Linked DNA regions of Homo sapiens: region 1 is linked to region 2. Evidence: read pairs that join two places in POLR2A ChIA-PET (ENCODE). Cell type or tissue: Caco-2. All regions are shown on one strand. Each heading gives the region's core, and the rest is flanking DNA. Links, peaks and the distances in the headings are about the cores only. Region 1 overlaps ZNF337 (zinc finger protein 337). Region 2 overlaps GINS1 (GINS complex subunit 1).

Region 1 (6,352 bases), core at 2,106-4,605, 270 kb after region 2:
GACTTCCAAGTACTCGAGGAGAACTGCAGCTGTGTAAGGCTAAATCTGTCCACACATTCTCCAAATAGGATATAAAGGTCAATAGAAACAGATGACCCCTGAAACTGACACATAACAAGATAGAGAAAACTAAATTTATCATTGTCATAAGCAGAAAACTTAACACCACTTTTCAGCAGTCTCCTGTGGTCCCACTGTGAGGAGTGAGGAAAGCCAGTAAAACAGCATGAAAAGAGAAGAGAGGAACACAGGGCCTAACTGTGAACTAAAACTGCTCCAAGAGAGAACAAGTCCACCCTAGAGGTAAGAATCATCATCATCATCATCATCATCATCATCATCATCATCATGAGTCCTGATGAACCACTGCGGTGACTACAGGGACTTAAGAGGGTGCACAATTCTAGACCACAGCCCCACTCAGGCAGTACATCTGGGGGAAATGGGGGAAGGAGGAAGGTGAAGTGACCTCTGGCAACAGTAGTACTGCTTAAAACATTAAACGACAAGGAAAAAAAGCTATGGGAATTGAAGAAGGAGAATAACGGACAGAGGTTTTAAGAAGCTAAAATAGAACTTAAACAAATTTACAAGAAAAAAAAAAACCCCATCAAAAAATGGGCAAAGGATATGAACAGACACTCCTCAAAAGAAGACATTTATGCAGCCAACAAACTTAGAAAAAATGCTCATCATCACTGGCCATCAGAGAAATGCAAATCAAAACCACAATGAGATACCATCTCATACCAGTTAGAATGGCAATCATTAAAAAGGAAACAACAGGTGCTGGAGAGGATGTGGAGAAATAGGAACACTTTTACACTGTTGGTGGGACTGTAAACTAGTTCAACCATTGTGGAAGTCAGTGTGGCGATTCCTCAGGGATCTAGAACTAGAAATACCATTTGACTCAGCCATCCCATTACCAGGTATATACCCAAAGGAATATAAATCATGCTGCTATAAAGACACATGCACACGTATGTTTATTGCAGCACTATACACAATAGCAAAGACTTGGAACCAACCCAAATGTCCAACAATGATAGACTGGATTAAGAAAATGTGGCACATATACACCATGGAATACTATGCAGCCGTAAAAAATGATGGGTTCATGTCCTTTACAGGGACATGGATGAAGTTGGAAACCATCATTCTCAGCAAACTATCTCAAGGACAAATAACCAAACACCGCATGTTCTCACTCATAGATGGGAATTGAACAATGAGAACACATGGACACAGGAAGGGGAACATCACACTCTGGGGACTGTTGTGGGGTGGGGGGAGGGGGGAGGGATAGCACTAGGAGATATACCTAATGCTAAATGACGAGTTAATGGGTGCAGCACACCAGCATGGCACATGTATACATATGTAACTAACCTGCACATTGTGCACATGTACCCTAAAACTTAAAGTATAATAATAATACAAATAAATAAAAAATATTAAAAAAAATTAAAAAAAGAGAAATGCAAATCAAAACCACAATGAGATACCATCTCACGCCAGTTAGAATGGCGATCATTAAAAAGTCAGGAAACAACAGATGCTTGAGAGGATGTGGAGAAATAGGAATGCTTTTCCTCTGTTGGTGGGAGTGTAAATTAGTTCAACCATTGTGGAAGACAGTGTGGCGATTCCTCAAGGATCTAGAACTAGAAATACCATTTGACCCGGCAATGCCATTACTGGGTATATACCCGAAGGATTATAAATCATTCTACTATAAAGACACATGCAGAGGTATGTTTACTGCAGCACTTTTCACAATAGCAAAGTCTTGGAACCAACCCAAATGCCCATCAATGATAGACTGGATAAAGAAAATGTGGCACATATATACCATAGAATACTATGTGGCCATAAAAAAGGATGAGTTCATGTCCTTTGCAGGATCATGGATGAAACTGGAAACCATCATTCTCAGCAGAGTAACACAAGAAGAGAAAAATCAAACACTATATGTTCTCACTCATAAGTGGGAGTTGAACCATGAAAACACATGGACACAGGGAGGGGAACATCACACACTGGGGCATGTTGGGGGGTAGGGGGCAGGGGAGAGGATAGCATTAGGAGAAACACCTAATGTAAATGACGAGTTGATGGATGTAGCAAACCAACATGGCACATGTATACCTATGTAACAAACCTGCATGTTGTGCACATATACCCCAGAACTTAAATTAAAAAAAAAAAAGAAAATCAGTATATAGAAGAATGAGATGCAAATTGTATCAAAAAATTTATATTTACTTACACAGAAAAATAATTAAAAAACAAAACAAAACAAAACAAAAAGAAGCTAAAATAGGAATACCTGGACAGTATCAGGAAGGGGCAATAGACTTAGGCTTGCAGTCGGGCAGTCACGAGGAAAGTCACAAATGAGGAGATTGAGTGGGAGAAAGAAGTCTAGCAAGTAGGGGGAAAGGAGGCTTCCTGGGAGAAGGAGTCCAGGGACCTCAGGAGAACCTCTCACTCAGCAAGGACTGGAAGGAAGGCAGGGCCAGGTGGTCTGAAGAGCAGCCAAGGAGGCCAGAACAGCTTCCAGGTCCCCTGGCCTCAGAGAAGCCTCCTCCCTCCTGAAAGGCGGAGTGCCTTGTGCTCTGTCTGCCCTGTCTATCCCCTCACCTGCACAGGGGCCTGGCCGGCGTCTTCTCTCTTCTCCCCAGGGCACTTCCCCTTGCTCTAGCCGCCTGATGAGTTCTGGTTTAGAATGGAGAATTCCTGCTCACAGGGAAAAAAACCATGAGGTGACTCCTGGTTGTAGGCTCCACGGGCCATTTGCTGGAGCCACCCAGGGCAGGAAGGGAGGGAGAATCAGAGGGGGAAGGCTCAGGAGGACCCTGTCTACCATGCTCAGAGTACAAACCCCCAGGGGGAGCCCCAGTGTGGGGAAAGGCCTGCAGGTGCCCAGTGGCAGTCAGTATGAAACTTTACCAAAGCCAGACCTTCCTCAGGGGAATAGAGAAAACAACATTCTTGTCTCTGAACCTAACCCTATGGCAACATCAGAGGCACCACAGGCCAAATGTTAGGCTCGAGGGAAGCCACGCTTACCTAGTGAGACCAGGTGGCTGTAGTTCTCCAGTGTCACCTCCCTGTACAGGGCCCTCTGAGCAGGGCTCAGCAGCCTCCATTCCTTCTGGGTGAAATCCACAGTGACATCCCCAAATGCCAAGAAAGCCTGTAACACAAAACCCAGGCATGCTCACCAGGGACAGTGTTGCACTCACGCAGTTGGAGGATTCCAGGTTCTGCCATCTGTACACAGATCACTACTTGATGAGTGACACCCACAGGCCAGTCACCTGCTGGAGGACGCCAGGAAAGACAGATCACTCCCCAGGAGCGGTGCTGGCCTTGGTCCTGTGCTAATAATGTAACTGCTAGGGCCAGTGAAGGAAATGGGCCCATCCTGTGACAGCAAGAACGACAGTTCTGGGAAGTCTCACCTGTCTCCTGGCTCCCTGAGGTCCCATGACTGTCTTCCTGCTCTCCACGGAGAAGGGAAGCTTGCAGATGGCCAATCTGTGGGAGGAGAGAAGTCAGAGGGTGGCTGGGTGCAGCTGCCCTCCCCATGTGTGACAGTTGGTGTGATTCCAATACCAACTGGGGATCTGGGGAGGGCGCACCTGCACAATTCCCCTGTGGGGATCTGGCCAAAAGGTCTAGGGAGCCAGGCTCCCTGCAAATCCAGGACAAGCTCATCTGGGAGTGAAGTGTGCCCCAGGAGCTGGGTGACGTTTGTTGCTTACATCACTGAGGGGCTAAAAGGATGAGGAACACCTGCAGATGAGGTCTTGCATTTAAGGTTAGGGCTCAGAGTTCCAGGTGTTCTTTGCACTGGACAGAATACACAAGAGCTGTCTGCCTCTTCTAGCCTCTGTCTCCCCGGGTTTGAAGTCAGGATAACCACAGGTGCAGACAAACTTGAGAAGGCCACAGGCAGATGGCATTGGCAGTTATTCAGTACTGTACAACACCAAAGCCTTTAACAAATTAATAGCATGGGGAGTGTGAGCTGTCAGGAATAAAAGTCCTCAGACACATGGTTAATCTAAGGCAATGAGTGATCCAATGCAATTTGGATCCTGATTGCAACAAAGAATATGTGAGGAGTATTAACAGCCAGTGAAATCTGAACACTAATTGGATATTAGATTATCAAACATTAATTTTGTTGTTATAAAAGTATTTTGGGTTTTAAAAACATGAGCCCTTCCTTGTATACAAACTTTTGGAACATTCATGAGTGAAAATGATGTCTGGATGTGCTTAAACACCCCTTCTCACCCTCAAAAGTCAATTGAGCATTACTGGCCACACTTCATAATTTTTAGAACTGAATAATGTGTACTGGGTTCATTATATTATTTTCTCCGAATTTTTTGAAAAAAATTCCAGTAGAAATACAGGAAAAGAACTGTAAATTAAAGTGGTGGGTGTAATGATTTCATTAGAGTATTCACTATACTTTTAAGTGAATGTTTTGACTAAAAAAATAAAATTAAAAACACAGACATATAGGGGTGAAAAGAAGGAAATGTGAAGGAACAAAGATGCTATCATGTGGTGATTATGATGAACACAGCATACATCCACTAGCCAGTAACTTTGAGACAGAAGTGAACAAATACTATGGTGTTATGAAAAGAAAATAAAACTAGGGACCCCAGTCCACTCTGCCAAAAGGAAAAACATTAAGCTGAAAGCTAAGTCATGCAAGAAGCTGCCTTTCCTTTTGTTCTTAAGGAGATAGCTACAGATAAAACGTTAAATATCTCCATAGTAGCTACTCTATGCACACCGTATCTTATGTAAAGTGCTGATTTACTGAGTGTGAGATGAATGCATAACTATTTTCCTACCTGCTCCTTTTCTCTTGTCACAGGTGGATTACCACACCTTTCCTCTTTCCCCTCCAGCCTACTTTTCCTTTTTAAACAATGAGGCTCTCAAACTCATCTTTGGGGAAAGCCACTGGCCTCTTTCTGTGGCATGTCCTCAACTGTGGCAAAATAAACATCTAAATTGGTACTTGACTCTGATACTTTTTGGTTTACATGTAGTTGGAGAAGAAAAACAGTGAAATTTCTTCCTCTGACGGCAGTTGAAAGGTGATTTAAAACATTTTTGTTATTTCTTTCTATATACTTACATAAATAGTTTACCTTTCATGTCCCATCTGTGCTATCTTTACCTATTCCAAAGTCACAAAGATATTCCCCTACATTTACTCTTAGAAGTTTAAATATGTTGTTTTTGATGGTAGTATAAATATGTATTTCATTTTTTAACTGTTTGCTGCTAGGTTACAGAAATACAAGTGCTTTTTAAAAATACTGACCTTATTTTCTGAAGTTCCTAAACTGTGTGTTACTAGTATCTAGTTGTTTAACTATTCTTCCATGTACATACTCACATCTTCTGTGAATAAAAAATTTTTTTTTCTGTTTCAACGTTTATGCCTTTTATTCCTTTTTAATACCTTAACAGGTTAGCTAGTTATTCTAGGATAATGCTAAATAAGAGTGATAAGAATCAACATTAATGCTTGTTCCTGATCTTAGTGTGAACACACTTCACCATTAAATATGATGATTGCAGCCAGGCTGTCACACATAACCTTTGTTTCATTAAGGGAAATTCTTTCTATTCCTCATTTACTGAGAATTTTTACCCTGAATAGGTGTGAAATGTTATCAAGTATTTTTCTGCATTAAGATAGTAATGTAGGTTTTTCTCTTTTGCTCCCTGAAAGCAGTGAAAGGAAAATAAAAACGTTGGAACCCAAACCACTCTGCCAAAAGAAAAATATTAAGCTGAAAGCTGATTCATCCAAGAAGCTACCTTTCCTTTTGTTCCTAAGCGGAGAACTACAGATAGGTTAAGTAAGGGTAAGTATCTCTGCCGGGCGCGGTGGCTCACGCCTGTAATCCTAGCACTTTGGGAGGCTGAGGCGGGCCTCCTCCTCGTGGTCAGGAGATTGAGACCGTCCTGGCTAACACCGTGAAACCCGTCTCTACTGAAAATACAAAAAAATACAAAAAATAGCCGGGAGTGGTGGCGGCGCCTGTAGTCCCAGCTACTCGGGAGGCTGAGGCAGGAGAATGGCGTGAACCCGGGAGGCAGAGCTTGCAGTGAGCCGAGATCGCGCCACTGCGCTCCAGCCTGAGCAAGAGTGAGACTCCGTCACAAAAAAAAAAAAAAAAAAAATTAGTCGGGTGTGGTGGCGAGCGCCTGTAGTCCCAGCTACTCAGGAGTCTGAGGCAGGAGAATGGTGTGAACGTGGGAGGCAGAGCTTGCAGTGAGCGGAGACCGTGCCACTGCACTC
Region 2 (6,352 bases), core at 1,839-4,338:
TTTTCCAAGGGAAAATTTGCCCGAAACTGGATACTAGAAAAACTCCTATGGCCGGTTTTTGCAGTGCAAACCAAAAACACTATTCCTTTTTCTTTCTTTTGGTATTAACCTTTTAAGATCACTTTTAAGCTGGGCCCAGTGGCTCATCCCTGTAATCCCAGCACTTTGGGAGGCTGAGGCGGGTGGATCACCCGAGGTCAGGAGTTCAAGACCAGCCTGGCCAATATAGTGAAACCCCGTCTCTACTAAAAATACAAAAAATTAGCCAGGCGTGGTGGTGGGCGCCTGTAATCCCAGCTACTCGGGAGGCTGAGACAGGAGAATTGCTTGAACCCAGGAGGCAGAGGTTGCAGTGAGCCGAGATTGCACCATTGCACTCCAGCCCAGGCGACAGTGTGAGACTCCATCTAAAAAAAAAGACCATTTTTTAGTAAATTATGAATTATTTACATATTTTTCTTTATACCTCATGCTTCAGTAGGACGATTGATATCTTTGTTCGTCAATTTTATTGATGTATAATTTACATACAACATGTGTATTTTAATAGATTTTTGAATTTTGACTAATATGTACATCTTTATAACCAGCACCCTGATCAAGATTTCTGTAATTATCAAAATATCTCATATAACCCATAAATATACATACCTACTGTGTACCCACAAAAATAAAAAAATTAAAAAAGATTTCTGTAACTTTGCCCCCCTTTTGTAGCTACCTCCCACCTATAGCCTTAGGCAACCATGAATTTGCTTTCTCTGACTACAGATGATATTATTCTTTTTGGCAAACTTTTCCTGTGAAGGGCCAGAGGGAATCATTTCATGTAAACTCTTGTGTCAGGCATCTCTTGCTCAGTATAACGTATTTCAGATTATCCTCATTGTTGTGTATGTTGTCAGTAGTTCATTTTTTTTTTTTTTTTCTTTGAGACGAAGTTTCGCTCTTGTTGCTCAGGCTGGAGTGCAATGGCATGATCTTGGCTCATTGCAACCCGGGTTCAAGCGATTTCCCCTGCCTCAGCCTCCTGAATAGCTGGGATTACAGCCTGTCACCACGCCTGGCTAATTTTTGTATATTTAGGAGAGACGGGGTTTCACCATGTTGACCAGGCTGGTTTTGAACTTCTGACCTCAGGTGATCCACCCGCCTCAGCCTTCCAAAGCGCTGGGATTACAGGCATGAGCCACCACCCTTGACCCATTCTTTTTATTATATTAGATTTTTCAGATAAGTGGAAGGTTTATCCATCTATCATTTGATGGACGTTTGGGTTGTTTCTACATTTTTATTGTTATGAATAATGCTGCAAAAAACATGTGTTTTCTGTTTTCTTGAGTATATATATACACCTAGGAGTAAAATTACTGAGTCATATGGTAATTCTGTGTGTAGCTTTTGAGGAACTGTCAAGTTTTTGCCCACAGGGCTATACCGTTTTACATTCCCACCAGCAATGTACGAGGGTTCCAGTTTCTCCGCATCTCACCAACACTTGTTATAACCATGCTAGTGGGGTGTGAAAGGACTATTGCTTTTTGCTAAAGTATATAAATGAAAGATACAGTTCAGTATTGATAGCATATTGCCACAGAATTGGTGGGGAAATCAGTGGATTTCAATATCGGTTTATATGTTCTAGGAGGATGGACTCAGACAAGTTCTGGAGGAGATGAAAGCTTTGTATGAACAAAACCAGTCTGATGTGTAAGTTTCATAAGATGATATTCTAAAACAATTCAATAATTAAGATGTTGAAATTGGCCGGGCGCGGTGGCTCACGCCTGTAATCCCAGCACTTTGGGAGGCTGAGGCGGGCGGATTACGAGGTCAGGAGTTTGAGATCAGCTTGGCCAACATGGTGAAACCTTGTCTCTACTAAAAATACAAAAATTAACCGGGTGTGGTAGTGGGTGCCTGTAATCCCAGCTACTCAGGAGGCTGAGGCAGGAGAACTGTTTGTACCCGGGAGGTGGAGGTTGCAGTGAGCTGAGATTGCACCACTTCACTCCAGCCTGGCGATAGGGCAAGACTCTGTCTCCAAAAAAAAAAAAAAAAAAAAAAAGATGTTGAAATCAGATAACCTTGCATTAGTTTTGGGATGCGATTTTTAAAAATTATCTGTAAAATTATCTGCTCTAGCTGTACAAATTAGCAAAAGTCTGAAGAAATTTGTGCTGATCACTGCTTAATAAATATCTGTTGTTTGGCTGATAAGAGTTGAAAGGAATTAGAGTGGACCTAAAATAAATGACATACCCTAAAATAAAAAATAAAAATAGGCTGGACACGGTGGCTCATGGCTATAAATCCCTGTGCTTTGGGAGGCCAAGGCAAAAGGATCAGTTGAGGCCAGGAGCCTGGACATATAGCAGGACTCTGTCTCTATTAAAAAAATAAAAATTAGCTGGGTGTGGTGGCACACACCTGGAGTCTTAGCTACTCAGCAGGGTAAGGTGAGAGGCTTGCTTGAGTGCAGGGGTTTGAGGCTGCAGTGAGCTATGATCACGTTACTGCACCCTAGCCTGGGTGACAGAAGGAGATCTCCATCTTTAAAAATAATAAATAAAAATAAAAACCTAACAAAGTGAAATACATGGTTCCCACTGTTTATATTTTTATCAACAGTTGCCTTAGTGAGTTTGTTAAAGGAAGAATAGGCAGTTTATTAAATGGATATAAATAGGAGCAGCAGTGATTTCTGATAGTTTGAGTGGAGTTCTCTGAGAACTAGCTATAAAAGGTTTCAGTGTAGTAGGTCCAGAGAGGTGACTAGATTTATTGACTCTTTAGAACTGAGCATGGTAGCTGGCACAGTGGAGAATTTGGGCGTATGACAAACTTCGTATGTTCCTGTGCGACACCAAAGGGAGTCAAGTACTGGATCAAAGTTGAAGTATTCAGGGTCTCAACTGTCTGTGACATGAGGTTTCCTCTTTGGGCTTGTTCGCTACAGTGTTTTTATCAGTTACTTGAATATAGAAATCAGTGTTATGGCTGGTAAGATTTGTGAGGCACATAAAATGATAGGAGCATTTCCAACTCCTGTGTATAAGGAGAGATACAGAAAAATCTTTACAGGTGGACTGAGGAAGTGAACCTCAACAGATTTGCAGTAAATATAAGGCAGATTTAAAGTCCTGAACTCAAGTCCCTAAGCCATTCATTGATTTACTCAAATATGTACTAAACAAATATGTATCAATAAGTGGCTGTGCTATTTCAGTGGTAAACAACAGTCAAGATGGCTTTCCCGGGCTGGGCACAGTGTGGCCCATGCCTGTAGTCCCAGCACTTTGGGAGGCCGAGGCGGGTGGATCATCTGAGGTCAGGAGCTCGAGACCAGCCTGACCAACATGGTGAAACCCTGTCTACGAAAAATACAAAATTAGCCATGCGTGGTGGCGCATGCCTGTAATCCCAGCTACTCCGGAGGTTGAGGCAGGAGAATCGCTTGAACCTGGGAGGCGGAGGTTGTGGTGAGTCGAGATCGCGTCATTGCACTCCAGCTTGGGCAACAATAGCGAAACTCCATCTCAAAAAAAAAAAAAAAAAAAAGATGCCTGTCCCTGGCGCTCACTGTCTAGTGCAGAAGACAGACATGAAATATAGATATGCCAAATTGGGATTCATGCTATGAAGGAAATCAGAAGAGTGCAAGGAGAAAGAAAAATGAATAGAAGGTCTAGCTTAAATTGAGGAATCAGGGAACTTCTCTCCAAAGAGGAGACATTTCAGCTGAGGCCTGCAGGAGATGCAAGTCTTAGGGAGGCAGTGACTGTGGGCATAGAACATTCTAGGTGGAGGGAACAGCATATGCAAAAGCCCCTGAATCATGGAAGAGAATGGGGCACTCAAGAAACTGACACTTAAAGAAGACCTATGTGGCTGGAGTTTGGCAAGTGGCAAAGGATGACACCAGATGAGGTGTAAGTGTGGACAGGTGGTGGTGTGTTTGTGTCTTAAAAGATAATGCTGGTTGCTGTGTGGAGGGGCTGAGAGGTGGGGGAAGCTGGTCACCAGGTTACTAGAGAGGTGACCCAGACTTGGTAGAAAGTGAGAAGGTTATAAATGTTTTGGAGGAGACCCTATAGGCCTTGGTTCAGTAAGGGAATGATTTTCTTGTATTCTCTGTGTTTATGCCATTCGCAAATTCATGATCCAAAATTCTTTATTCCACCTTCCTAGTTTCATCAGACTTTCATAGGGTGGCAGAAGTATATAGAACAGCCCTAGAAGACATGACAGGATGGGACATGTATTTTGCCTGTATTATCAGGGCCTAGCACAGTGCCTGGCATAGAGGCAGGCACTACATGAATGAATTCTTTTTATATGCATATGGTTGCTTAAAAACTCCAAAGTAGATTCTTATTCATTCAAAAGTTACATGTACTTTTTATAGGGTAAAACCAAAATTTTCAGTGTGAGAAATACTGAAGTATAGTACGTACACGTATTTGGAGATCAACAGATATTTGTAAGATGAGTGAAAGACCATTTTGACTCCATTTTACCTCACTTTGTTATAATGAGGATTTGGAAGCTCCACTGGAAGGGAGGTACTATGTAGAATAGCGACATGACGTAAGACCATAACCTCATGTCCATCATGTTAGCTTTGTCTCTTATCTCAGCGTGATAATGGAATCCTGAAAAGTGAATAACACAGTGTCTTTTAGAAAGAATAGAGATTAATCAGTGTGCAAAAATGCAAAGTACCAAATGCCTAAACAAAATGTATCTGGTAGCATGATCTTAGGCAAGTTGTTTAGGTTTTGGCTTTTTAACATATTAATAAAAGCTCTGATGTACAAATAGTTATTATTTGCTTAGGTTAACTGCTAATCACAAATGGATTAAAAACAAGCATGTAACTCAGTTGTTAGTTGGCTTTGAAAATTTTACTTATCCTGAAAAGTACATATTTTTTTTCTTTTTAAATGCTCCTATCAGGAATGAAGCAAAGTCAGGTGGACGAAGTGATTTGATACCAACTATCAAATTTCGACACTGTTCTCTGTTAAGAAATCGACGCTGCACTGTAGCATACCTGTAAGCTTCTCAGTTTTTGCTTGGGGTGGCAGGATTTTCTGTGTGGCTTCCCAGTTGACCATCTCAAATGGGTAACATGAAATCTTAGATCTCTCTCTCTTTGTAAGCATTCTAAATTTTTCCTCTGTGTTTTCATTTTTTTAATTTTTTATTATGAAAAATCACAACACTTTTAAAAGTAGGGAGAATAATACTATAATGAACCCCAGTGGAGCTATCATATGGTTTTAACAATTTTTATTATTTTGCCATATTTTTTTCATCGTGTTTCACTTGTTGGTGCCACACTATTTAAGTGCATCACGGTCTTTCACTACTGAATACGGTAGTGTTCTTACTATTTTTTCTTTGTCTTAGAAATAAGGACCTTTGGCCAGGCACAGTGGCTCATGCCTATAATCCCAGCAATTTTGGAGGCCAAGGCGGGTGGATCATCTGGGATCAGGAGTTCGAGACCAGCCTGGCCAACATGGTGAAACCCTGTCTCTACTAAAAATACAAAAATTAGCTGGGAGTGGTAGCGGGTGCCTAATCTCAGCTACTTGGGAGGCTGAGGCAGGAGAATTGCTTGAATCTGGGAGCCAGAGGTTGTAGTGAACGGAGATCGTGCCATTGCACTCCAGGCTGGGTGACAAGAGCAAAACTCTGTCTCAAACAAAAAAAGGCGGGGGAAAGAAAGAAATAAGGACCTTAGGGACCTTTTTCCCAGGACTACTGTGCTGCTGTCACACGTGGAGGAGTGGACAGTGCCTTCAGGTCGACTCTCAGACTGTGTTCATGTTCTTCTTGTTTTCCCTAAGATGTCTGTTTAGAGCTGGTGTGTTTGCATCAGGGGCCAAATGAAGTCCACACGTGATCCCCCGTTTATTCTTATGCCACCCAATACCTTCTTGATGTCCTAGGTATGACCGCTTGCTTCGGATCAGAGCACTCAGATGGGAATATGGTAGCGTCTTGCCAAATGCATTACGATTTCACATGGCTGCTGAAGAAGTGAGTTAGCATTGTTCAAGTTTATAAATTTTGAAAATGCTAAAGTTCTGGCATTGTTCTATAATAGTGTTTATTGGTATTCCTCTTTTTGTGTTTAATGTCTGTTTTTCCCCAATTTTTGGCTGGTATTTAGTATATAATGTGAGGGGAACTATGTGGTGAGGAGTAATTCTAAATCATATGTGGAAAATTCTATTATTACTTAACAAAATAGAGTCCCATGATGTTACTTATTAGTGATCCATCAGTGGGATTAAAAAACTGGCATTATTATTTGGTGATATTCCATGAAATGTTTACA

What was found. ChIA-PET counts read pairs that join two places held together with the same protein. Peaks named below come from ENCODE experiments on the same cell type or tissue, not always from the same donor. Only the 100,000 strongest peaks of a DNase experiment are listed, where the experiment ranks them.
Region 1: POLR2A ChIA-PET joins it to region 2 with 5 read pairs; 2 of 35 experiments call an interaction of 5 or more read pairs at or near these places.

What each region holds. Positions count from the first base shown.
Region 1 is chr20:25,682,921-25,689,272 of GRCh38, forward strand. ZNF337 (zinc finger protein 337) reads right to left here. Exons shown (of 5, transcript NM_015655.4): 2 at 3,471-3,546; 3 at 3,076-3,202; 4 at 2,647-2,742. The coding sequence starts at 3,497. Among named protein-coding and RNA genes, the nearest start is that of ZNF337, 11 kb to the right of the region's middle. RefSeq lists an enhancer at 2,825-2,884. In Caco-2, for the core only: no CTCF peak of the experiment used is centred there; a DNase peak (open chromatin) is centred at 3,336.
Region 2 is chr20:25,412,145-25,418,496 of GRCh38, forward strand. GINS1 (GINS complex subunit 1) reads left to right here. Exons shown (of 7, transcript NM_021067.5): 2 at 1,646-1,710; 3 at 4,960-5,058; 4 at 5,961-6,051. Among named protein-coding and RNA genes, the nearest start is that of GINS1, 7.6 kb to the left of the region's middle. In Caco-2, for the core only: no CTCF peak of the experiment used is centred there; no DNase peak of the experiment used is centred there.